Linked DNA regions of Mus musculus: regions 1 and 3 are each linked to region 2. A link is a loop called in an ENCODE intact Hi-C map of the cell type or tissue named here. Cell type or tissue: heart. All regions are shown on one strand.

Region 1 (8,000 bases), 150 kb before region 2:
ATATTGGCTAATCCTGAACTTCTGATCTTTCTCAAAGCCAATGATCTCGTCTTACCTGAGTTAGGGTCCCTAAAAGATAAAGGAAGTCCTTAGGCCACAGTCTGGCCAGCATGGAGTTGCCATCATTCCTGAAGTTGCTGACATTGGTTGCTACGGAAGGAAAAGCCCTAGTTTCTCACTCTTGAGTCCTGCTGTACCAATCAGTCTCCACTGACCCCTGCCCCAACTGGGTGTGCCTGGTGCTCACCCAACCATGACCACCATGATGATGACAGTGATGGGGCCGTGCATATCAAGGCTGATAGACCATGCAGGGTAGGTCACTGTGCTGCATTACCACAAAGCCTGAGAACAAACTGTGAAGAGTGGGAAAGACGTGGTTTCCTGGAGCAAGCAGCACATCAGGCTCAGAGGGGCAACAGCAATACTTGTTTGCAAGGACAGTGGGTAGTTTAGAAATCCTTTAAAGAGGGATTCAAGGAGGAAAGATGTCTCAGCCTTTAAGAGTACCTATTGATTTTGTAGAGGACTTATGTTAAGTTCCCAGAACCCACATTGGGCAGTTCATAACTGCCTCTAACTCCCAACTCCAAGAGATGTGCCCTTTTCTGGCCTCCATGGGCACCCGCATGTACACACACAAACTCTCACACAGACACATAGATGTATTTTTTGAATTGCCTAAAAGAAAACAGGAAAACATAAAAAATAGCAATTTTAGAGCAGTACTGCAAAAAACATACCCCACCCCTCAACAAACACACACACACACACACACACACACACACACACACACACATCTTAAAGATGTTCCTTTAAGATCCGGAATATCTATACTCATCATGGGTCCCAGAAGCTACAGTTTAATCCCCTGAGCTCTGTATATTTATTTTCTAATGTTTTTTTTTAAATTCCTTCCCATTAAAAAAAAATGTTTTATTTGGGGTGGGATGGCTTGCCATGCCATGTGGGTAGTGTCAACCTCCAAGAGTTGCTTCTCTCCTCCCACAGTGTAGGTCCTAGGAGTTGAACTCAGGTCCTCTGGCTTAGTGGCAAGTACTTTCACCCACTGAGCATTGAGCTGTCTCACAGGTCCCTCCTTCCCAGTTTTGATTGGTTTCCAACTGAAGCTGATCTCTGTTCTTTCTTAAATTCTACAATGATCTTGGACAAGTGGCTTTCCTGCATCCCAGGTTGAGGTGGCTGACTGAGATTTGCTTAAGTATAGCTGTTTTTCAGTTCTTCATTTGACTTAAAAGTAGTTGGTATCAGAATAGAAGCTTCCGTTTGAAACAGCATTTAGCAAGACTTGGAAGGAAAAAAAATGTTCCGCTTAATAAACGATAGAAACTTTGAATAATTCTGCCATAAAATATTTACCCATAAAGGAAAAATAACCACAGTAATTTTTTTAAGGCATATAGAGTTGGAGACAGTAACTTCATGGTGGAGTGTTGCTTAGCATAGGGGAAGTCCTGCTTTTGACTGACAGCACCACACATGTTTTTAATAATGAAAAAGTAGTTGTAGAGTTCATTATTACCACTGTCAGCAAACATTTACTTTAAAAAAAAAAGATTTATTTATTATTATATCTAAGTACACTGTAGCTGTCTTCAGATGCACCAGAAGAGGGCATCAGATCTCATTACAGATGGTTGTGAGCCACCATGTGGTTGCTGGAATTTGAACTCAGGGCCTTCGGAAGAACAGTTGGTGCTCTTAACCACTGAGCCATCTCTCCAGCCCAGCAAATATTTCTGATGCATCACCCTCAATAGATAGAGGCAAAGTTTTCCATGTTTTAAAAATTATTTTTGGTAATTTACTTCTTTGTCAATTTCCTATGTGTATGTAATGCATTCTGTACTGTCTCCCTCCCCCTCCTCCCCTCTCTCTCCTTCAACCACTCTTAGATCTCTTCCACTACTGTCAATCCCTGCTCCTCCCTATCATCCCATTTCTCACATTCATGACTTTTGGTTTGGTTTTATGACCATTTAGTTTAATCAGAGCCATCTCTGTGTGAATTGATCTGGACAATACTCTGGAACCTGGTGGGGTGATGGAGACTGTTGCAGAATATATGGGCAAAAAGAGAAACTAACATCATGCAGCCACACTGTTACATTAGTATTTTAATTCTTATTTACGTGTAGGTGTATCTACGAATGAATACCATGTATGTGCTAGTTCCTGTGGGAGCCAGAAGAGGGTGTCAGACCCTGAAGCTGGAGTTCTAGTTTTGAGAGTTTCCATGTGGGTGCTGGGAGCAGAGCTCTAGTCCTCTGGAATCACAGCAAGTGCTCCTAAGTTCCGAGTCGTCTCGCTAACCCCCAGTGTTATTGTTCAGTCAGCTTGAGTATGCTTGAGTGGGGAGATGACCACATAATCTCACAGTGCACAGGACTCCATGGGGATTTTTGTTTTATCTTGGTGTTTGTTTGCTTTTCTTTAGAAAAGCCAGGGCTCAGGGAGTAGTTTGGTAGCCGTTTAACTCATTAGGAGCACAAGGGGATTGGAGTGCAGTCTGCTGACTTACGCCAATGCTGTTTCCTGAATACACTGCGAGTCTTGTAACTTTTGCTTCCAGTCACTTTTCTTTCTTCTCTCTTTCGTTCTCATCTTTATTTTCCTTCTACTATCTCCTTTTTCTCTTCCTCTTTCATTTTTTTCCTCTTTAAAAATGAAGATACATTCTCTTACAGAAAATTTGGTGTTTGAAATCATCCTCCAACAACTTAATTCATTATTTTTTTGAATGATTCTCACACTTGCTAGAAGTTGTGCACTTACCAGTGACGATATTGAAAAAATAGACAGATAACTACAATCTGGACATGTGACAAAGCTTCGGATCCGACTTACAGAATCTCACAGGAGTATGGGGGAAGGTGTTGCATGAATTAGACCTTTGAAGAATAAAAAATTTTAATTTAAATGGGCTGAGAAATTTTCAGGAAAAGAATTTTGTGCAAAATAAAGATACAACAATCCAGAGGAAAGGAGCAACACAAGAACACAAGAGAGGGAGACATCAGGTAGAGTGGTAGAGTGGTATGTTTTGGAGGAGGGAACGACAGACGGGGAGACTGGAGAGAGAGAGAGAGGAGAGAGAGAGAGACAGAGAGAGAGAGAGAGACAGAGAGACAGAGAGACAGAGAGACAGAGAGAGAGAGAGAGAGAGCGCACTGGAGCTCGAGTTTGCTGCCCATATCTGGTGCACTTGAAGGGGGGCATTTGCTGACAGAAGCTGTTGCTAGGTCCCTGGGAGGAGCATAGTGGAATAGCCTGTAAGCTAACAGTGGGTGAGAAATCAAAGTCAAAACTGGAAAGATACCATATAACTTATACCTCAGGCCAGCATCCTCTCAACTGTCAAAGATCAGAATAGCTAAGATACACACACACACACACACACACACACATACACACAGTGGGATGTCATGGGAACTGTAGATATTCTCCCTGAAATGAAAATGAGTGAAACCAAACAACTCAGTTTATGAAGGCTGATGATAAGATGGGAGAACTTTTTTTTTTTTACCATATAAGCTGCATGCCTATATTGAGCAGATTGACCACTACACTACTCCATTCCCCAGCTACGAGATCCCTTGCTACTTGCCGCTTCTCTGGGCTCCATCTTCCTGCTACCTCCTCTTCCTCAATCCTCTCTCTTCCTCCACTCTCTAAAACCCCACCTTTCCCTTCCGCTGCCCAGTCAAAGGCTCTAGCCTTTATTTGACCAGTTAAATGGGAAGAAGGTTCCCTTGAAATCACCTGAGTATGAGATCCACTCCTCATCAGGGAAGCCCGTCTTTTTTTTTTTTTCTTTGAGACAGGGTTTCTCTGTATAGCCCTGGCTGTCCTGGAACTCACTTTGTAGACCAGGCTGGCCTTGAACTCAGAAATCCGTCTGCCTCTGCCTCCCAAGTGCTGGGATTAAAGGTGTGCGCCACCGCACCCAGCAGGGTTGCCCCTTTTGGGGAAGCAGAATTAACATCAGAATACAAACAGCACCAGGGCAACCCACATCATTTCCCCCCTTTTGTCCAAATAAAAGGCTCTTTTCTTTCATATATAAATTGAGTACAACTATTACAATTATGCAAATTATAGAGTATAAGATACACGTAACACCCAGTCCACCCCATTTGTCAATTTAGATAAGACACTCTACCATTTATCCTAACTTAAAAGGCTTACAATTCTATACCTGAATTATGTCCTGGTTTTAGCTTGTATTATCATCTGAAAACCATCCCCTCAAAGTTATATCATCTCTCTCAATACAACCTGTCTAAATAGGTTGACTTGACTATGGGACTACAACCAATCTTCAACCTCGTCAGAAATCCGAGAATGACTTAAATATTACCTGAAACTATAGAAAGCACATAACATAGCTTCCAAAACTCAAGAACCCGTCCAAGGAGAGATACTAACACACTTCGGCCTCAAGGGGGAGCTCAAGATCTCCATCCCTCATTTTAAGAGCCGTGTATAAAGAATCCCGACTAAGATGAAAAGGGAAGGGGAGGGGTGTTAGAAGAGGCACAGGAGTTAATGGAAGTGAACCAAGATATTCTCCTCACTAATAATCTCAGAATCCCTTGGGTGACTCTTGTAATGCTTTATTTTATTTCTTCCCTGTCTTTGATAGCTGGAACATTAAGTCACTAGGGAGAAAGTATCCGTAGAGGTCTTTGTCCTGCTAGCTACTGAGGCAGAGTCTTGCTAGGATTGAGACCCGGCCTGAACTGGCAGGAAAGGATAATCCTTTGATCCCAGCATCTTTTGTTCACTGTTGCGGGAGAAGCATTGATACCCGGGCATGACTCAGGATCCTGGGCAGATTCTTTCTGTTTGCTGATTAGATGAGGCTGGCATAGAGAACCAGAATTTTGGAATCAGGGAATTGATGAACATGATTCCTGATGAGGGGGGCCTTATCCAAGCTTTGATTAGTGATAATGAGGCAGAGAAAAAGAAAAAAAGCAATTTCCAGTGCAGGGAATGGTACTCTTGGGAAGCCAGGTGAAATGGCTTTAATATCTTTAATCCCACCACTAGAGGCAGAGCTCTGTGAGATGGAGGATAGATAGCCTGGTCTACAGAGCAAGTTACAGGTCAGTCATAGTCAGACATAGTGAGAACCTGTCTTTGAAAGACAAAACACAAAACAACAAAAAAATGAAAGCAGAAGACGGGCAGAAAAGAAAAAAAAAGCGTACTGTTGATAAACCTAGCTACCTCTCAAAGACAAAACAGAATTGACCTCTTCAGTGCCTAGAATAACCTTCCCAGCATTGCTCTGGCATTCTAATGACTGCAGGGTGAGGCTTGCCATAAGTAGGCACCTCATCTACAAACAAAATGTGTTCTTGGACAGAGATAATTTAATTTAGGAGAGGGAGATGTGCCAAAGGCAGTTGCTTAGTTTACTAGTCCAGAGCGGGGCCTAAGTGCAGACACTGCAGCCTACACAGGTGTTGGACACAACATCACAGGCTGGTGTCAGAAAGTCACAGTAAATTAACTAATCAATTAATTAATCCTCTCTCTCCTCTCTCTCTCTCTCTCTCTCTCTCTCTCTCTCTCTCTCTCTGCATTCAGAGAGCATTTTAAACCTTCCTTTTATGACCCAGTTACTCCTCTGGATTATTTCCCAAGTGTCAACTCCTAAGAACAATTGGTAGTCAAGAAGTGTGCATAGTTTACAGGTTTTGCTATCTATTGAAAAATTGCATGGCAAACTTAAATGTTGTAGAAATGGCTATGACCTCTAAGTCTTGGGATCCTTTACTTATTTGATAACTATTTCAATTATATTTTTGCAGAAATGAGAGACACCTAAGCCCACGCCCCTGCCTGGCGGCAGACGCCACTGGGTTGAGAAACTATCTGATGGAGAGATGGGAGAGAGGGAGTACTGGTGGAGAGAAAGCGAAGCTGAGTGGTCCCTGCACTGTGGACAGAGGTGGAGCTGGAGATGTGATTGTGGTAAAGAGCAGGCAGATGTGAGGAGCCAGGGCAACCCCCTAGGGCCATGGAAGTCCAGGCCTGAGCTGCTACTAAGAGCCAGGTCTCTACTGCACCTGGGGTTTGTGTTGATGTCTGTGGCCTGTGTAGCCATCGAAGGCCATCTGGCCTGACTTGGATTTTTGGAAACTCAACGGCCACATCTACTGACACCCTTTCTGCAACAAGACCACACCTTCTAATCCTTTTCAAGTGGTGATACTTCCTGATGACCATACATTCAAGTATATGAGCTTCTGAGGGCCATTCTTAGTCAAACCGCTTCACACAGATTGCAAACTGTCAAGGAAAATGTATTCAGAAGAAAAATAAAAGCACAGCAAGAAAGTATCAGGATCAGGAGTTCAAGGGTTTCTGCTATTATCTAGGGCTTCCTTTTATGGAGTGGACTATTGCATGGAAGAAGGTGGAGGGAGGAGTTGGTAGGGTAAGATGGACTGTTCTCTGTTTTGCCATACAGACTTGGGTTACATAAGCATTTCTTGACTGCATATCCTTTTCCATGGTACATCTGAATTTAATCATATGCATATGTAATTATGAACAAGCAAAAGATGGTACATAGGGGAAATTTCCCCTAAAAGTTCACTTTTAGGACAGTTTGCCTTACTGTGCATATATCTAAACCTTGTTCAGGCATCTCCCCCCATCTCCGGTCTGATATGTTCCACAACAGGATTGAATGGAAACTGACCCCAAAAGGGAGGTTCCAAGAGGTAGCTAAGGAGACAAACCTTACTCAGGGCTTGGATCACGGAGCAGCTTCTCCATGCAGCCCAGGGTCCGAGTGCCTGGTTAGGACAGGGTCTGTGCAGTGCCCAAGCCAAACGAAGTACTACGTGGCCCTTTGCTCATTTTAAAGTCTTATTTTTGCAAATATCTTTCCTTATTTTATGTCATTTACCTCATAGCATTTTCCTTTAAAAATAGATAATGTGCCGGGCAGTGGTGCATGCCTTTAATCCCAGCACTTGGGAGGCAGAGGCAGGTGGATTTCTGAATTCAAGGCCAGCCTGGTCTACAGAGTGAGTTCCAGGACAGCCAGGGCTACATAGAGGAACCTTGTCTCAAAAAAAAAAAAAAAAAAAAAGAAAAAGAAAAGAAATAAACAAACAAACAAAAAAAAATAGATGTATGACTATTGTTCCACTTTTGATATGCTTTTGTTTTACTATTTTTGAAAAATATTTATTTATTTATTTATTATATGTAAGTACACTGTAGCTGTCTTCAGACACTCCAGAAGAGAGCATCAGATTGCATTACAGATGGTTATGAGCCACCATGTGGTTGCTGGGATTTGAACTCAGGATCTTTGGAAGAGCAGTTGGTGCTCTTAACCACTGAACCATCTCACCAACCCCCTGTTTTATTATTTTGCATAGGAATTCACTGTAAGATTTTCAGATTTATGCTTACTAGTGTCTTGGAGGAAAGCCCATTTTGTATCATTATCAATCAACAGAGTCTAAATTTGAAGGTCTATTTTTTAATTAATAGATTTTTAAAACAGCTTTAGTTTTATAGAAAAAGCCAAAAGTACAGAACACATATACACTCCCTTGTCCCTGTCCCTGTGCTACCTTCCCCCATTACTAACACTTTATTTATTTATTTGATTTGGTGCTGGCGATCACATTCCCTGCCCCTGAGTCATAGTCCAGGTCTTTATTTTATTTATTTATTTATTTATTTATTTATTTATTTATTTATTTATTGGTTTTTCGAGACAGGGTTTCTCTGTATAATCCTGGCTATCCTGGAACTCACTCTGTAGAGCTCTTGATCCTTCTGCCTTGGCCCCCTAAACAGCAAGAGGCACAGGTTTGGGCCACCAGACTCCTCTTACTCTTGATAAGTCAATATGACTTATCCTCTTACAGTTGATAAGTCAATATTGCTATATTATTATGGATTAAAATTTCATTTTCACACTTCAATCCATTATTTTTTTA
Region 2 (8,000 bases):
CATAAGATTTATTTGAGGATTCTTTGATAAAATTACACTGGAAGTTAAATATTGACATTGTAAAACGACAGTAGAAAGGTAGTTAAAGTTTTTTAAAGGTGGCTAGCTCTCTGTACTACTTAAGGTTTACATTATTTCCTCATGATAAGCCAACAAAAACCATAATATCCTTTCAGAAATTTAACAGACTTTTCAAATATCATCCATAGATTGAATTTAGTTTTTGAAACTATCATGTGACATCTATTTGGTTACAGATACTTAAATGAAAGAAACAACTGCTTTTAGTCTTGAGGTTTTTATTATTAGCATTACTGCAGTTGTTAACTGTGGTTGGTACACATGTGAGCCAAATTAAAGTACAGTGAGGCATTAAGTATGATGTATTCTTAAGCTATCTTCCTTTCCTCTCTCCCTCCTTCCTTCCCTCCTTCTCTCTCTCCTCTCTTCCCTCCCTCTCCTCCCAGCCTCCTTACCTACCGTCCCTCACTCTTTCCTTCCCTCCTCTCTCTTTACCTCCTCTTACTCCTTCCTCCCCTCCCCTCCCTTCTTCTTTCCTTCCCGTTCCTCCTTTCTTGACCGAGCCTTATTATGTTGTCCTGGCTAGCATATGCTCACTCTGTAGACCAGAGTGGCTATTATAGATACTTGCCTGCTCTGCCTCTCAAGGGCTGGAATTAAGGTGTGTCCCTGTTCCCTGCACTTATTTTCATATTTTTTCAGTAGCAGAAGCATGCTTATGAAGATTCCTTGTATTGAGGTATACTTGACGCCTACGAGCCCATAATTAACAGTCGATGGGTAAAATGCTACTGTCTTTCAAATTTTAATAGAAGAAGTCATCTAATACTGCTTTTAAAAACATATTAAGTCCTGTAATTTCTTATTCTAGTATATTGGGTTGATGGGTTGATAGTTTTTACATAGTGAATTGAATAAATAACATTATTTTCAGTGATCAAATTTTATTTGTATATATTTTGAAATAGTGTGGTGTCCTTCCTCCCACACAAACTATTTTTGGAGGGTAATGTTTGAAGATCTCTTGTAGCCCAGGCTACCTTTGAATTTGTTTTGTAACTAAACCTGGCTTCCAACTTTTTGATCCTTCTGCCTCCACTTTCAGAGTGCTGGTATTACAGATGTGCACCATTGTCTAGTTTATGTGGTGCTAGAGTTTGAAGCCAGAGCTTTGTGCATAATAAATAAAGGTAGTTTTGCTTTCTTAGTGGTCTTCGTGCCTGTTTGCCACAGGATAGTAATGCTTGATGAAGTGTTTTAAGTGGGTGATGTTGATTTTGACTCACTTAAGGTTCACTAAATGTGTGGCAAATACTGAGATTCTACTGTTTGTATTTACAGTTTGAAATCTAGAGGCATTGTAAAATCATGTAGAGAAGATACAGTTCAGGGTCATTTATTTCACTTTGGCAAAGATGGGATGCCTCCATACTAACTGCTCTATGAAGTTGACTTTCATAGGCACGGCCCACTAGTACGTGCTGAGATAGCTTTATCTACTTTTTATCTAGGACTCTCTTCATTACTGTCATGTGAAAATAAAAACCTCCTCCAGATAAACCCCATCTCTGTACTATGTAACTAGCAAATACTGCCAGCTGCCTGTATTTGTTTCTCTCCACTATTCCATAAACTCCTGATTATCTCCCCATACCCATGTATACTACACTGAGGTGGAGGTTTTGTTTGTTAACTCTTCTGTAGTCCTAAGAAATTGGTCAGTTATTCCATATTGTGAATATATTATATGTAGAATAAACGGGATTTCTGTTTCTTCTGAGGTTTGCAAAGCTTTTGGGAGGTAGACCATAAAGATTTTCCTTTTCCTAGTTGGACTGGGGTTGGGGGTATGGACTGGTGTTTGTGTTTTCTCAGTGAGGAAGATAGGCAGAGAATTGAATTAATCCAGTATTCTTTCTGAATAGGCAAAATAAATCATTAGATGTGGGAAGTCCTGTGAATTTCTGCTTACCTTGGCTTGGTGGTTAAAAAATAACAGTGACCTGGGCACAGGGAAGAAGCCTTCACTGGCTCTGCTCGTTCTGCTTGGAACTCAAAAGTGGAGAGGTGGGCTTGGCTTCACCTCTGAACCCAAATATATTTATATCATCATATCAGCACATCTACTAGATACAGTGTTCACATTGTGCAACATAAATTCCAGAAATGCAGTTAACAGAGAAGAATGCCTCTGACTTATTAAAATAAAACAGTCTGTGTATAGTTTCTTGTGGGTTTTGTTGTATATTTCAGGCTGGTTTGGAACCTGCAATAATCCTACTTCTGCCCAACAAGTGTTTATGGTCTTTTTTTTTTTTAAGGTGTAAAAATTTTTGGACATAAATATAAAAAATTCTAATATTTCCAACTCCCCAAAGACCTAACGTTGATTTTTCTGAGAAGAAATGGGACTTTGTTGAAGATAAATTAGATGGTTTTCCAAGAGTACGTGAGACATAAGGTGAAATCTCCTGATGAGATGAAAGGACCCAGTGGCTAGAAGAGAAGAATCATGTAAGTGCTTTAGGAAGGCTAGTGAAACCCCACAACGCAGCACTCCAAGACAGAACTACAAACAACCCAGGGCGGGTTGGTGGTGCATCAGCTCCTTAGCTACTTGTGATCTTTCTCTAGGTTAAGTGATAACTAAGGTGACATAATTTTTATCCAAATTGGCTCACTTGTAAGTGAAAAGGTAGCACGGGGACAGGTAGAAACCAGGACACTTGGTTATTCACACTTTAGAACATGGTTTTCTCTAAATTGACCCAATTTCAACGAACATATTCAGGTGCTTTTTAAAATTTTACAGTAATCTGCTCTGCAGAGATTCTCAAACTTGGCTTCCCTTTTATTGTTCTTGGTGGGATTTGGAGAATTCTTTTAATTTATTTTTTCTATATGATACACCCTGGACTTACAGATTTAGTGGAGGTAAGGATAGTACTCATAATATATGTTTTAATGGGATATTTTTATTGTATATGTTTTGAGAATTTTATACAATGTATTTGAATCATATTACTGTCCTCCAACTTCCTCTCTAATTCCTCCCAGATTCATTCCTACCTCTCTACCCACCCCCAACCTCATGTCTTCTCTTTCTTTTAAATAACCAAACGAGTCCAGTTTGTGCTGCCCATAAACTTCTGGGTGTGGGCATCTCCTGGAGACTGGTCATCATACAAGGGGTTAATAATATATTGCCTAGGAGTTGGTTTTTGTAAATTCTTGTTTTTATATGGGACTGCTTTTTAGAATACTGAGAATTAGTATCTCTGTCATCAGGTAGAGTAATTTGGTGAGATTTTAGAATATAAACTTTGTAATTTGGCATATAAAATTTGAATTTCATACTGCTTGATACTTAAAATGTTTTCTTTCCTATAGGACAGATTGTAATTCTGAAACTTCAAATCTTCAAAGAAGAGAGGAAAACACCTTTTGTTTTATCATGGATTTATTATTATCCTCTGATCTTATGTTAATGCTTTCATTTTGGTTTTCTTATTCCATTTAAATAAATATTTTTAAATTCTTAAATTAGGTGATGGGTTTTTATTCTATTAACATTTTGATTTTGCATTTTCTGATAAATTGAAAACTAGCATAGAAATCTTTTGAGGCAATACTTGTAAAAAATAATGTTTCTGTGTATTTCTTATTTGTAATTTGTGTCAGGGTATGTAGGTTTGGAAATCATTACTCTAAAGGACAATGAAAATAGAGCCCTAACCTCCAAGTTAAAGAGCCTGAACTCTTCTTGCCAGTGTCTGCCACCCAGTGGTAGGCGTGCAGAGTCCAGCAGAACACAGAGGAGAAAGAAGCTCTGTGTCAAGAGTGCTCACACAGTCATCAGAGGCAATTTGATAGTGTGAGGATTGGGGCTCTGACTTGAGCCTATAGTCAATACTTGATACTTGATATTTTGAAAGTATATATTATTCTATATAGCGTCTTCATAACAAACCTTAGCTTTTGTTGTAAGATTTTTTTTAATTTATGATAGATTAGTAGGTGAAAAAAAGACCAACAAAATAATAGATAATTTTAAGAGACAGTAAGTTAACCTGATTTGAAGAAATAGTTTTTTATTTCAATTTTAAAAGGAAAGGCAATTACAAAATGGCTTTCCATTAACTTAAATAATTTATCTTTACTTTTACATTGAAGTATGAAGTTCTATAGATTTGTCTGTGCCTAGCTGTGATCGGCCAGCTCTTAGTGTATAATATCTCAGGGTGGCTTTTTGTACCTTTTCTCCATGTAGACATATCTTTAACTATTCCTATTTGACTTTTTCTGCTCAAAATGAAAGGGAGATCAGTTATTTCTCAGCTAGCTAGACATCTTTTTTGGGAGCACTTCTTGTCCTAGTATTGAGACACAGGCTTTGTGATTACAGTGTTTGATACTGTGTCACTGTAGTGACTCTGGGAATGTGGAGTATTGTAAACATGACACAATGATTGCGAAGTTGTTAACAGGGTTCTTTCAGATCATCACTGCACCAGACCTTAGACTACTTAGATAGAATATTGCTACTTTCTGCACACATCTTCATTTATTGAATTGTTGGAGATTGAATGCAGGGAGGGCTTCACGTGTACGAGGCAAGCAACCACTCTGACTATACTGCAACCCTCATACATTAATTTCTCCTTCAGGACATATTGTGTTTGATGCTGGTAACACAGTGGAGAAGATAGTGCTGCTCTGGTAAGATCAGAGGAAGTCACATATACTCCACTAATTTTAATGAAATGTGTTCAAGTGCTACAGTTGTGATGAAGGGAAAACACCCTGATAACCTCTTGCTCCTGGATTCTGTTTGAGCCCCATACATTTAGATGCCAATGACTATAATGCCAGACTTTATTTTTTAAAAACGTCATTTAGAGAGAAATTATAAATTCTTTACTTTGTAGACATAGCTGTTTGCTATTAAGCTCATGCATTCTCTCTCTCTCTCTCTCTCTCTCTCTCTCTCTCTCTCTCTCTCTCTCTCTCTCTCTCTCTCACACACACACACACACACACACACACACACACACACACAATGTAATTGAAAATTCCTGGGGCACAACCATCATTCTTCTAACATTGAGATTTTTTTCTTTAATCCTCATGTATGGCCTCAGTCTCTTCAAGGTAACTAATTTTATTGCCTTAAAGAAAGTTTCTGTGATCCTTACTACTTGGAGTTTTGTAGTGTATTTCCAGAAATATTTACTGCTCCTGCATTCAGTCTTTAAAATTATTTTTCTAGAATAATTTTCTTTAAGTTGCCTTTATTATATTCTAAAAGCTGGAACTTGCATTGATGGAGGTCTTTTTTTTAAAAAGACCTTCTTTTTAAAAAGACAAAGTAAACCAGGTAAGAGAATTTGCAGAGATTTCACAGCAGTTTTTCTTTTTTTTTGGGGGGGGGCGGGGGAAGGTTACTTCTATATAGTAACAACAATTAGTTAAAAGGGTTGAGAAAGTTTATTAATTAGGATAAATATAGTATCTTGTGATGCATATGTAGAATTACTTTTTTTGGTTTTTTCAAGACAGGGTTTCTCTGTATAGCCCTGGCTGTCCTGGAACTCACTCTGTAGACCAGGCTGGCCTGGAACTCAGAAATCCGCCTGCCTCTGCCTCTCAAGTGCTGGGATTAAAGGCGAGCGCCACCACCGCCTAGCTGTAGAATTATTTCTTAATGTTTCTTTTCCTGTTCATTTTGTGAACACAGTGACAGAAATAGCATACCAACTTTATGCTAACAGACTGGTCCTCTGCCTAGGATTGACAGAACTACCTTAGTTTAATTTTGGTATTTAGAGATTCCTTAGGGCTTCCATTGAGAAAACTGAATTAAGTCCAATACTTAGCTAGTCATTGAATAGTATACTTGAGATTCTGTGCTGATAACTTGCTTGGCACTGGATCTTTATGCAGTTCTGGCCGTCCTGTAGCTTGCTCTAGACCAGACGGGCTTCAGATGCATCTGCCGCTGCCTTCTGCATCCTGGGATTAAAGGCATGCACCATGACATTGGACTAAATTCTAAGCTCTTAAACAATGGAAATAACAATGCTGCCTTTGCCTCACAGGCTGTTTCCTGTTAAGCTTGTTGTTCTTTTGGCCATTGGACTTAAGTTTCAAAGAGTCTTGTCTAAGTAGTACAGCATTGCTATGTATGTGTGACTGAGGAGTGCTTGTCATAGTCCCAGAATCACACAGGTACTGGCATAGCTTTTTTGTATATCAACCCGACCCACTGTGCCAAAACTATAGAGGTCAGTACTTTTGTGTCTCTGTATTTGGGCAAATACAGTGTGTGCCAGCAAATACAGAACTAAAGTATGCACTCTTACTTTAAGTATGCATATGAGTCTGTTTCTTCTCTGTGGCTTTTGCTCAACAGTAGGTAACTATTTCTTCCTAGTCAGCTTTTACTTTGTCATGTTTTTAATAGTCTCGCATTATACCTTTTAGCCAACTAATTCTGAATTATTAGGCATGTCCACTTATAGTGTGAGTTAGGATCTTTACCTTCCTGGGTTGTTTTTTTTTTTTTTTTTTCCTTTCCCCTGAGTCATCTGATTATTTTGTCTTTTAATACCTCAGATAGTCCTTTTCCATCTCAGGTTAGCTCAGTCACTACCCTGTAATGGGCACTGTATATTTTACCTTTTCAAAAAGCTGTTTCCCTGTTACTACCCTAAAGTCTGTTTGGTAGATGTTAAATTTCTTTCCTAAGGTACAAGTATGACTCTATAAGTACTGTTTTTGCGTTTGAGACAGGTCTCATGTGTAGTCGGGGTTCTCCTTGATCTTCTGTCTAGCTCAGGCTAGCCTCAAGTAATAAACCTCCTGTTCTGGTGGCCAGAGTAATTGAGTTACACGTGTGTGACATCATGCCAGACTTTTAACAAGTATACATTTGAATCTTTTTTTTTTCTTTTTTTTTTCCATTTTTTATTAGGTATTTAGCTCATTTACATTTCCAATGCTATACCACAAGTCCCCCATACCCACCCACCCCCACTCCCCTACCCACCCACTCCCCCTTTTTGGCCCTGGCATTCCCCTGTACTGGGGCATACAAAGTTTACGTGTCCAATGGGCCTCTCTTTCCAGTGATGGCCGATTAGGCCATCTTTTGTTACATATGCAGCTAGAGTCAAGAGCTCCGGGGTACTGGTTAGTTCATAATGTTGTTCCACCTATAGGGTTGCAGATCCCTTTAGCTCCTTGGGTTCTTTCTCTAGCTCCTCCATTGGGAGCCATCCATTAGCTGACTGAGCATCCACTTCTGTGTTTGCTAGGCCCCGGCATAGTCTCACAAGAGATAGCTACATCTGGGTCCTTTCAATAAAATCTTGCTAGGGTATGCAATGGTGTCAGCGTTTGGATGCTGATTATGGGGTGGATCCCTGGATATGGCAGTCTCTACATGGTCCATCCTTTCATCTCAGCTCCAAACTTTGTCTCTGTAACTCCTTCCATGGGTGTTTTGTTCCCAATTCTAAGGAGGGGCATAGTGTCCACACTTCAGTCTTCATTCTTCTTGAGTTTCATGTGTTTAGCAAATTGTACCTTATATCTTAATGGAAGTTTTATAAAAATACAGCCTTATGTTCTTGTATGAAATTCCCAGCTTTAAACATAATGTTTTAGCAGTTACACCTTTGTGACCCCTTACAAAGAGAGGAAGAAACAATCATTTGACGCTTAAGACTAGGGTAGATGACTTTGGTTTAAGTCTGGTTGCAGCTACCATATTCACTAAATACATGTATTTTCTTGCTATGTGATAAAACGTTCTGCTACTTTGTGCCAGAACCTCTGAAGCTGTCTTCTTACCCACAAGTGACTATTGCTGAGCATTGCTCCATTTACTTGTACTCCATCCATGAAAAGACCCAAGGTTTTGAGATATGAAGTGCTGTTTAATTGACCACTTGATTTTTCTCCTAGCAACAAACAGA
Region 3 (8,000 bases), 130 kb before region 2:
GATAGGGATGCTGAGAGATGGCTCAGGTAAGACAGTGGCTGTTCTTCCAGAGGACCCAGGTTCAGTGCCCAGTACCCATATGGAGACTGACCACCATCTATAAGTCTAGTCTCAGGAGGTCTGACACCTCCTCTGAGCTCACAGGCATCGTCCATGCAAGTGGTGCATGGACATCATTATACTCCATGGTCAAAAATGGCTCATTTTGTGATACTTCAAAAGATGGAGCACATAACAGAGCCTAAGGGAGATGTGGATGAGTTGAATGGAGTCGATGTGGATTTCCTAACACTGTGAGTTCGCATGACATTTGCCAGAAGTAAATAAAAGAAATGGAATAGAAAAAAAAACAAAGCAAATATTAAATCTTGACCTGAAATATTTGAGGAAAAGTAATTCAGTGTACCCCAACAACTGCTAAAAGCATTCATTATCACTAAGGCCTTATGTTCACACACACACTCACACACACACACACACACACACACTCACACACACATACACACACACTCACACGCACACACTCACATACTCACACACACTAACACACTCACACACACATACACACACACACTCACACACTCACACACACACACACACACACATACAAAAGGAGGGTGGGAGGGAGAGAATGTTTGTGAAATCCTGAGGATTCCTGTACAAGTATTTGTTTTGTTTGTTTTCCTAACCAAACAGACATATTTCATCCAAGATGAGTGATCTATTTTTAATAACCAAATACACACATTTTTCCATCCTCATAGCAACCAATCCCCCAACTCTTTGGATACTAACAGTGTCTCCAACAATTCACTTAAGTCTCCCATTAATTACCAGGAGTTAGCATGAGACTACAGGTTCATAGCTCAGCTGCACAAGACCTGGCTCATTTCAGCTGCTGGTCACCATGTCAGATCACCCATGTGTCTCCATTCTCCTCCGCAGGGCTAAGTGATGAGTGAAAACGGAATCGATTTCCACTGTGCAGTATAAGGATTTGAGAATTGTACCCACTGACAGATCTACCCACCACACATTTTTGTGTGTGGTAAGAACACTTATGATCTATTCTTTTAGGAACTTTCAATGATATAATAACACATTATTAACTATGGTCACCATGCTACACAATAGAACTCAGGGATCTGGTCACCCTGTCCAGTTAAAACTAGACTCTTCCAGTATCTCTGTATTCTTCCTTCTCCTCTAGACCTTGGCAACCATCATTCTACATCCGGCTTCTTGAGTTCACCCTTCTCAGTTTGCACATATAAGAAAGACCTTATAGTCGGGCGTGGTGGTGCATGCCTTTAATCCCAGCACTTGGGAGGCAGAGGCAGGCAGATTTCTGAGTTTGAGGCAAGGGTTAGGCAAGCCTCTACAGAGTGAGTTCCAGGAGAGCCAGGGCTACACAGAGAAACCCTGTCTCGAAAAAAAATTTAAAAAAAAGGGGGGGGGGAAGAAAGAAAAAGAAAGAAAGACCTTATAGTATTTATCTTTCTATACCTGGCTGGTTTTACTTAGCATCATATTCTGCAAGTTAATGTGAACTGTCACAAATGGTAACTGTATCACATTTCCTCTATCCATCTGTCAACAAACACTTGGTTCCATATCTTGGCTACTGTAAATAATATTGCAAAGGTGATGCGAATACAAGCGTTTCTTTAGCATATTGAATTCATTTTTTTTTGGTTATGTATATACCCACTAGTAAGATTTCTGGGTTTTTTTTTGGATTTATTTATTATTATATCTAAGAACACTGTAGCTGTCTTCAGATGCACCAGAAGAAGGCGTCAGATCTCATTAAAGATGACTTGTGAGCCACCATGTGGTTGCTGGGATTTGAACTCAGGACCTTTGGAAGAGCAGTCAGTGCTCTTAACCACTGAGCCATCTCTCCAGCCCCGACTAGTGAGATTTCTGGATCATGTAGAAGTTCTATGAAGCACATCTACATACCTTTTCATACTGCTTGCATCAATTCACACACTGACCAACAGTGTATGGTGGTTTCCTTTCCTATGATCTTCACATACACTAGTTTTGCCTTCTTAATAATGGCTACTCAAACACACGTGAGGTAATGTTTCACTCTGGTTTTCTTTAATTTTTTTTAAGGTTTCTTTATTTTTATTTTATGAGAATGTGTGTTTGTCTCTATGTATGCGTATATGTGCTCCATATGCATGCCTTGTGCCCATAGTGGCCAAAGAGGTATTGTGTCACCTGAAGCTGGAGTTATAGACAGTTGTGAGCTGCTACATGGGTTCTGGGAACTGAACCCAAGTCCTCTGCAAGACCAGCATGTGCTCTTAATCATTGAACCACCTCTCCAGTCCATCACTGTGGTTTTACTTCACATTTCTCTGATGATTAGTTAGGTTGAGAATTTTTTTATGTGCCTGTTGGCTACTTTTACATCATTGTGAAAAGTCTGTGGAGTAATTTGATGGTTTGGCTATTAATTTTCCTCCCAGAAGCCTTACAGTGCAATGGGGCAGAGCTCAGGGGTGTGGCTTTGGGGATGTGTTGGATCAGGAGGTTATGCCTCCCATATCCGCTGGCAGAGTCACAGGTGGCATCACTGAGAGATTGAAGACACTTTGTTGTTGTTTGTTTGTTTGTTTGTTTTTCGAGACAGGGTTTCTCTGTGTAGCCCTGGCTGTCCTGGAACTCACTACGTAGACCAGGCTGGTCTCGAACCTAGAAATCTGCCTGCCTCTGCCTCCCGAGTGCTGGAATTAAAGGCATGCACCACCACGCCTGGCTTCGAAGACACTTTTGAAGAAGGGGTCTACTCAGCAAAAACAGGCCGCTGAAGGTATATTTCTGGTCTTAATTGGTCTTATTGACTCATTTTCTTTATCTTTCTTTGTTGCTGGGCTTGATAATTTGCTAGAATGTTTCACAGAATTATTCAAGAAGGCTCATTTTACATTTTCTTTTTTGTTCCTTTCTTCCCTTTTTCTTTCTTTTTCTCTTTCTTTTTCTCTTTCTTTTTCTCTTTCTTTCTTTCTTTCTTTCTTTCTTTCTTTCTTTCTTTCTTTCTTTCTCTCTCTCTCTCTCTCTCTCTCTTTCTTTCTTTCTCCTCCTCCTTCTCTTCCTCTTCCTCCTCCTCTTCCTCCTCCTCTTCCTCCTCCTCTTCCTCCTCTTTCTTCTCTTACTCCTTCTTCATTGTTTTTTTGGTTTTTTTGAGACAAGAGTTTCACTCTGTAGCCCTGGCTATCCTGGAACTTCCTCTGTAGATCTGCCAGCCTCTGCCTACCGAGTTAAAAGATTACAGACGTGGGCAAACCACTGCCCCACTCCTAGTTTAAAATAACAGCTAGATTGAAAGCCCAGAGGACAAGGTACAGAAGGGTCCTGATGATAGGGACTTCTGTCCATGGAGTTGTGGGAAATGTGTTTGCCAGCTGAAAAACACTTTGAACCCTGTCATGATGGATTCTTCATGGAAGTTTGATTATGTAGATTCGGTAAATCACTAAATCATTTTGCCATTGATGATTGAGTTCAATCCCCAACTCCTCTGTCTCAAAGTTTAGGGACAGGGCTGAAAGTTCTACACTTCAGATTAAGAATTTCGACCTGAGGCTGGAGCGATGGCTCAGCGGTTAAGAGCACTAACTGTTCTTCCAGAGGTCCTGAGTTCAATTTCCAGCAACCACATGGTGGCTCACAATCATCTATAATGGGATCCAATGCCCTCTTCTGGTGTGTCTGAAGACAGCTAGCTACAGTGTACTCATGTAAATAAAATAATTAAATAATTAATTAATTAAAAAAAAGAATTTTGACCTGCTAATCCCTACCCCGAAGCTGCATAAAGACTCCCAACTACCAGCTACCTAATTAGCATATTAAAGATACTTACAATTCCAGCAGTCCCTAGCATTTTAGAAGCTGTGTGCCAGAAACCAAAACTATATAAATGTATCATTATATACCTCCATGGAGAGTGGCTATTGTGTACACTTTATTAGTACTGTGGAAATCAGCTGAAAATCTGAGTAATTCATATAAATGGAAGAGTACAGATTTATGCTTCAACTTTCGATGTGCTTCTAGTCAGACTAGACGTGGGCCCTTTCACAAGGTGCGTTTGATGTCTGTGCTGTCAATAAAGAGTAATCTGGCAGGGCTCTGCAGCTCTTGGCCATATGGTCTTCACTAGGAGTTTCTCTTTCCTCTCTCACTTTTTACATTTCATGGACTTGTCTCATGATGGCACCATTGTGACAGGCTAGTCACATCCTTCCACTGCTACTTCCTTAAAGCTTTCACTCAAGTAAGTTCAGTAAATATCCTAAAGCACAGAGCCACCTCTCTATCCCAACAGGTTTCTGAATACAACTTTTGCCCAGTGATGAGACTGTATCATCATCCTACATCTGCAGATTTCTGTTCCGCTGTCCCCATCTGCTGCTTCCTGGTCTTAAAGGGTCTGCACTCCAGCCCAGTAGGATTCCAAGGGCATAGTTTGTGTGTGTTTCTAAGTTTCCTTCCATGTTTTGCGTTTCTCCTCATCAGTACAACAAATAGTTAAACTAAAGCTAGGTCACCCATGGAAAGTCAAAAGCTCAGGTCTGCAAGTTACTAGTAAATTGAGAAATATCCTCAAAGTCACTCCCCAGTTTTTCTTAGTGTTGCTGAAGTTACAACGCTGAGAAAGGAATGTGGATTCTAAATGTCAAGGGTCTAAGCATTTCCTGTACATGGATGCTAGGAGGTTCAAGGCTTGGTCTCTTTGGTTAAGTGGGATGGTGTGGAGCTGCCATGGAGATTTACTGAGTGGAAGAAAAGATTTGACGTTCTGAGTCTAATTTCTACCGTTCTCCCTCTGGGGACAGGATTTGGATACAGAGGTTGTTAGCATTTTGTCTAAGCTCCACCCCTTAGTTACCAAGCAACAACCAGGTATGCCTGACTCACTATGAAAGGGGAGGCTTGCCCCCTCCCCACTCTCTTGCTCTTGCTCTTGCCTTCCTGCTTCCACTCAGTTCCCTCGCCCCTCCCCCTCTCTCCCCATTCCCCTTCCCCCTCTCTCTCCAAGTGCTTATGGACAGCCTCTATTCCTCTCTCTCTCTCTCTCTCTCTCTCTCTCTCTCTCTCTCTCTCTCTCTCTCCCTCTCTCTCTACTACCCTCTCAGCTCCCCTTCCCATGCTCTGAGTAAACTATATATTATACCATCATGTGGCTGGTCCCTCAGGGGGAATGGATGGCTCAGCATGGGCCCGCAAAGGCCCGTCCTTACCCTATACCTGACTGCACCTCCAACAAAACATATCCCTCCTCTCTTTATCTATTATAAACACATCAGAGGTCATCTGGAGAATCAGGGGTGGCCATCTTTTGTCTTGTCTTTGTATAGACTTGATCCTGGTGGAGGGCCATGAAGGTCTGGACATAGGCACTGTGGCGCATTTACTTTGGTTTCTACAAAGCAAATGAAGAGAAATATGGCTTCAGCTTTCATCATTTGACTAAACTTTCCTGTCTTTCAGAAGGTGTTGCAGTAAAATAATAGGAACCTCATATATATATATATATATATATATATATATATATGTATATATATATATATGTGTGTGTGTGTGTAAGAATTTCATGAATTTCATTTATGTACTATTTATTTGTATGTGTGCATGCCCATGTGTGTGTATGTGTAGCTGTGTGTTTGTGGATCTGTGGTGTATGTGTGTGTGTGTGGTGTGTGTATGAGTGTGTGTGTGTGTGAGTGTACACCATCTGTTGGGGATTTAATTTATGCTTACATGGGAATTTGTACGTCTACTGAAGGTTCCTGCCAAAAATTGTTTTTTTTTTGTTTTTTTTTTTTTTTTTTTGTTTTTTTTGTTTTTTCGAGACAGGGTTTTTCTATAGCCCTGGCTGTCCTGGAACTCACTCTGTAGACCAGGCTGGCCTCGAACTCAGAAATCCGCCTGCCTCTGCCTCCCAAGTGCTGGGATTAAAGGCGTGCGCCACCACGCCCGGCTCAAAAATTGTTTTTTTGACTGGTCAGTAAAGAAACAGGCAATGGTTGGGTAGGAGGACAGAGGCTGGGCTTTGAGGATTCCCAGAGAGGAAACACAGGAGAGAGAAGGAGAACCACCAGTGCAGAAGGAAGGAAGAGGATGCAAACATGAGAGCTGTGGAAGACAGAGACCCAACCATGGAAGAATCAGGGAAAAGCGGCCCCAGGGGCCGGCCACTCCCCTATTAGGTCTGGGGTAGCAGAGAGAAAGTATAGATTTTAGAAAGCAAGAACTCAAGAATACTGAAGGGGAGTGTATAGCTACGTGGAGGTTCAGGAGTGGCTCAGCCATTGAGCTAGCTTAGGGCATATTAAAAATAAGCCAGTGTGTGTGTGTGTGTGTGTGTGTGTGTGTGTGTGTGTGTGTGTTTTCCATCTGGCTCCAGAGCATCTGGAGAGGGCTGCTTTAAGCATGCATCCACCCATCGGGAGCTCAGAGCGGTTTAAAGACTTATTGTTTCACCCATCATATCAAATGAAGAGGCAAGAGGGCAACATGTGAGTTGGTTCTTTCTTTCAATCACATGGGTCCTGGGGCAAGCACCTTTACCCACTGAGCCATTTAGCCAGCTTTATTCCAGTAGAAAGTAGAAAAGTAATGAGGAAAAAATGTATTTCAATGTATTTGAAGCATATTCCTTTCTTCTGAATATGAGCAAAAGTCTAATACATGTAATTGTGGACCCAGATTTACTTCAATGTAACTAAAGCTAGAAGTCAGTTTCTTAAAATATAGTAGTATCTGTCAGCCGGGCGGTGGTGGTGCACACCTTTCATCCCAGCACTTGGGAGGCAGGGGCAGGCAAATTTCTGAGTTTGAGGACAGCCTGGTCTACAAAGTGAGTTCCAGGACAGCCAGGGCTACACAGAGAAACCCCGTCTCAAAAAAAAACAAAAACCATATATATACACACACACATATATATATAAATTGTCAATGGGTTAACAATGTCTGTCCATGTACTGCCATTCATCAATAAGTATGAATATCATGGGTAAAAGAATTATGTACAAAACCAAACCAAACCAAACCTAACCAAAACCAAAAAAAAATTCTTAATGCAGGGGGTGTCCACAATCATCTGATCAAAGATTCAACGGCCGCTCTATGGAATTCTGATACAAAGGAAGAGTAGCTATCGCCTGGATTGTCCAGTCAAAAAGTCATAGGCTAGCACAGACTGAAAAATCCGGGTAACTAACTAGTCAGAGTCAGAAAGAGCAAACAACAGATTGGGCAATATTTGCTGTTTGTCTGCGGGTTGTTCTGTCCTGTGGGTCATGTTACGTGCTGAGCGATAAGGAAGTGAAAGGGTAAGGAGGAAGTACACAGTGGACAGAAAGGAGCTGAGTCTTCCTAGAGAAGCTAGGGAAGTGGGAGCTCAGAAGCAGAGAGGAAGTAAAGAGCGCTTTAACTATTGTGTTTCTGATGGAAGGCTTAGGGTATGCAATGCTTCTAACCTCCGTGGGTACCTGCGTACCTGCTCTAGTACAAGTACACACACACACACACACACACACACACACACACACACACACACACACACACACACACACACTTAAAAATAAATAAATAAAAAAGGAGAGAACCAGCCAAGAATCAAACACAACTCGTTCCTGTAGGGCTTGTGTTGTGGGGCATCCACCAGAGATCACTACTTAAGCATTCATTTCAGCCAATAGAAAGTCTTTATTAGTCAGACAGTGCGGGATCCCAGTGGAACCTCAAGCCAGTCTCAGGATGAGCTTTTAAGGACAATAATAATCATATTCTGGGTTGACATACTTCAGTTAACAAGAACAGTTAGCCAGAAGCAGAACGACAGAAGCCAAAAAGCAACGTTAATACATTTAGAGTGTTTTCTCAGAACCATGAACTTTCTGGGACTAAAGGGGTGCGCCACCACACCCGGCTAGAACCATGAACTTTAATGGATTGGTTTTTTGCTTTTACTTTGG

What was found. A loop is a pair of places that touch in the nucleus more often than their neighbours do. Peaks named below come from ENCODE experiments on the same cell type or tissue, not always from the same donor. Only the 100,000 strongest peaks of a DNase experiment are listed, where the experiment ranks them.
Region 1: it touches region 2 in a loop (5-fold over the local background); 25 of 42 quality-filtered maps call a loop at or near these places.
Region 3: it touches region 2 in a loop (6-fold over the local background); 17 of 42 quality-filtered maps call a loop at or near these places.

Annotation. Positions count from the first base shown.
Region 1 is chr7:89,993,725-90,001,724 of GRCm38, forward strand. No RefSeq gene overlaps it. Among named protein-coding and RNA genes, the nearest start is that of Eed, 17 kb to the left of the region's middle. In heart, CTCF peaks have their summits at 1,589 (motif pointing right), 4,461 (motif pointing right) and 5,065; no DNase peak of the experiment used is centred here.
Region 2 is chr7:90,146,694-90,154,693 of GRCm38, forward strand. The region is part of intron 1 of Picalm (phosphatidylinositol binding clathrin assembly protein); the gene reads left to right. Among named protein-coding and RNA genes, the nearest start is that of Picalm, 20 kb to the left of the region's middle. In heart, no CTCF peak of the experiment used is centred here; a DNase peak (open chromatin) is centred at 3,808; H3K4me3 peaks cover 683 bases; H3K27ac peaks cover 849 bases.
Region 3 is chr7:90,012,434-90,020,433 of GRCm38, forward strand. No RefSeq gene overlaps it. Among named protein-coding and RNA genes, the nearest start is that of E230029C05Rik, 13 kb to the right of the region's middle. In heart, a CTCF peak has its summit at 4,231; a DNase peak (open chromatin) is centred at 7,318.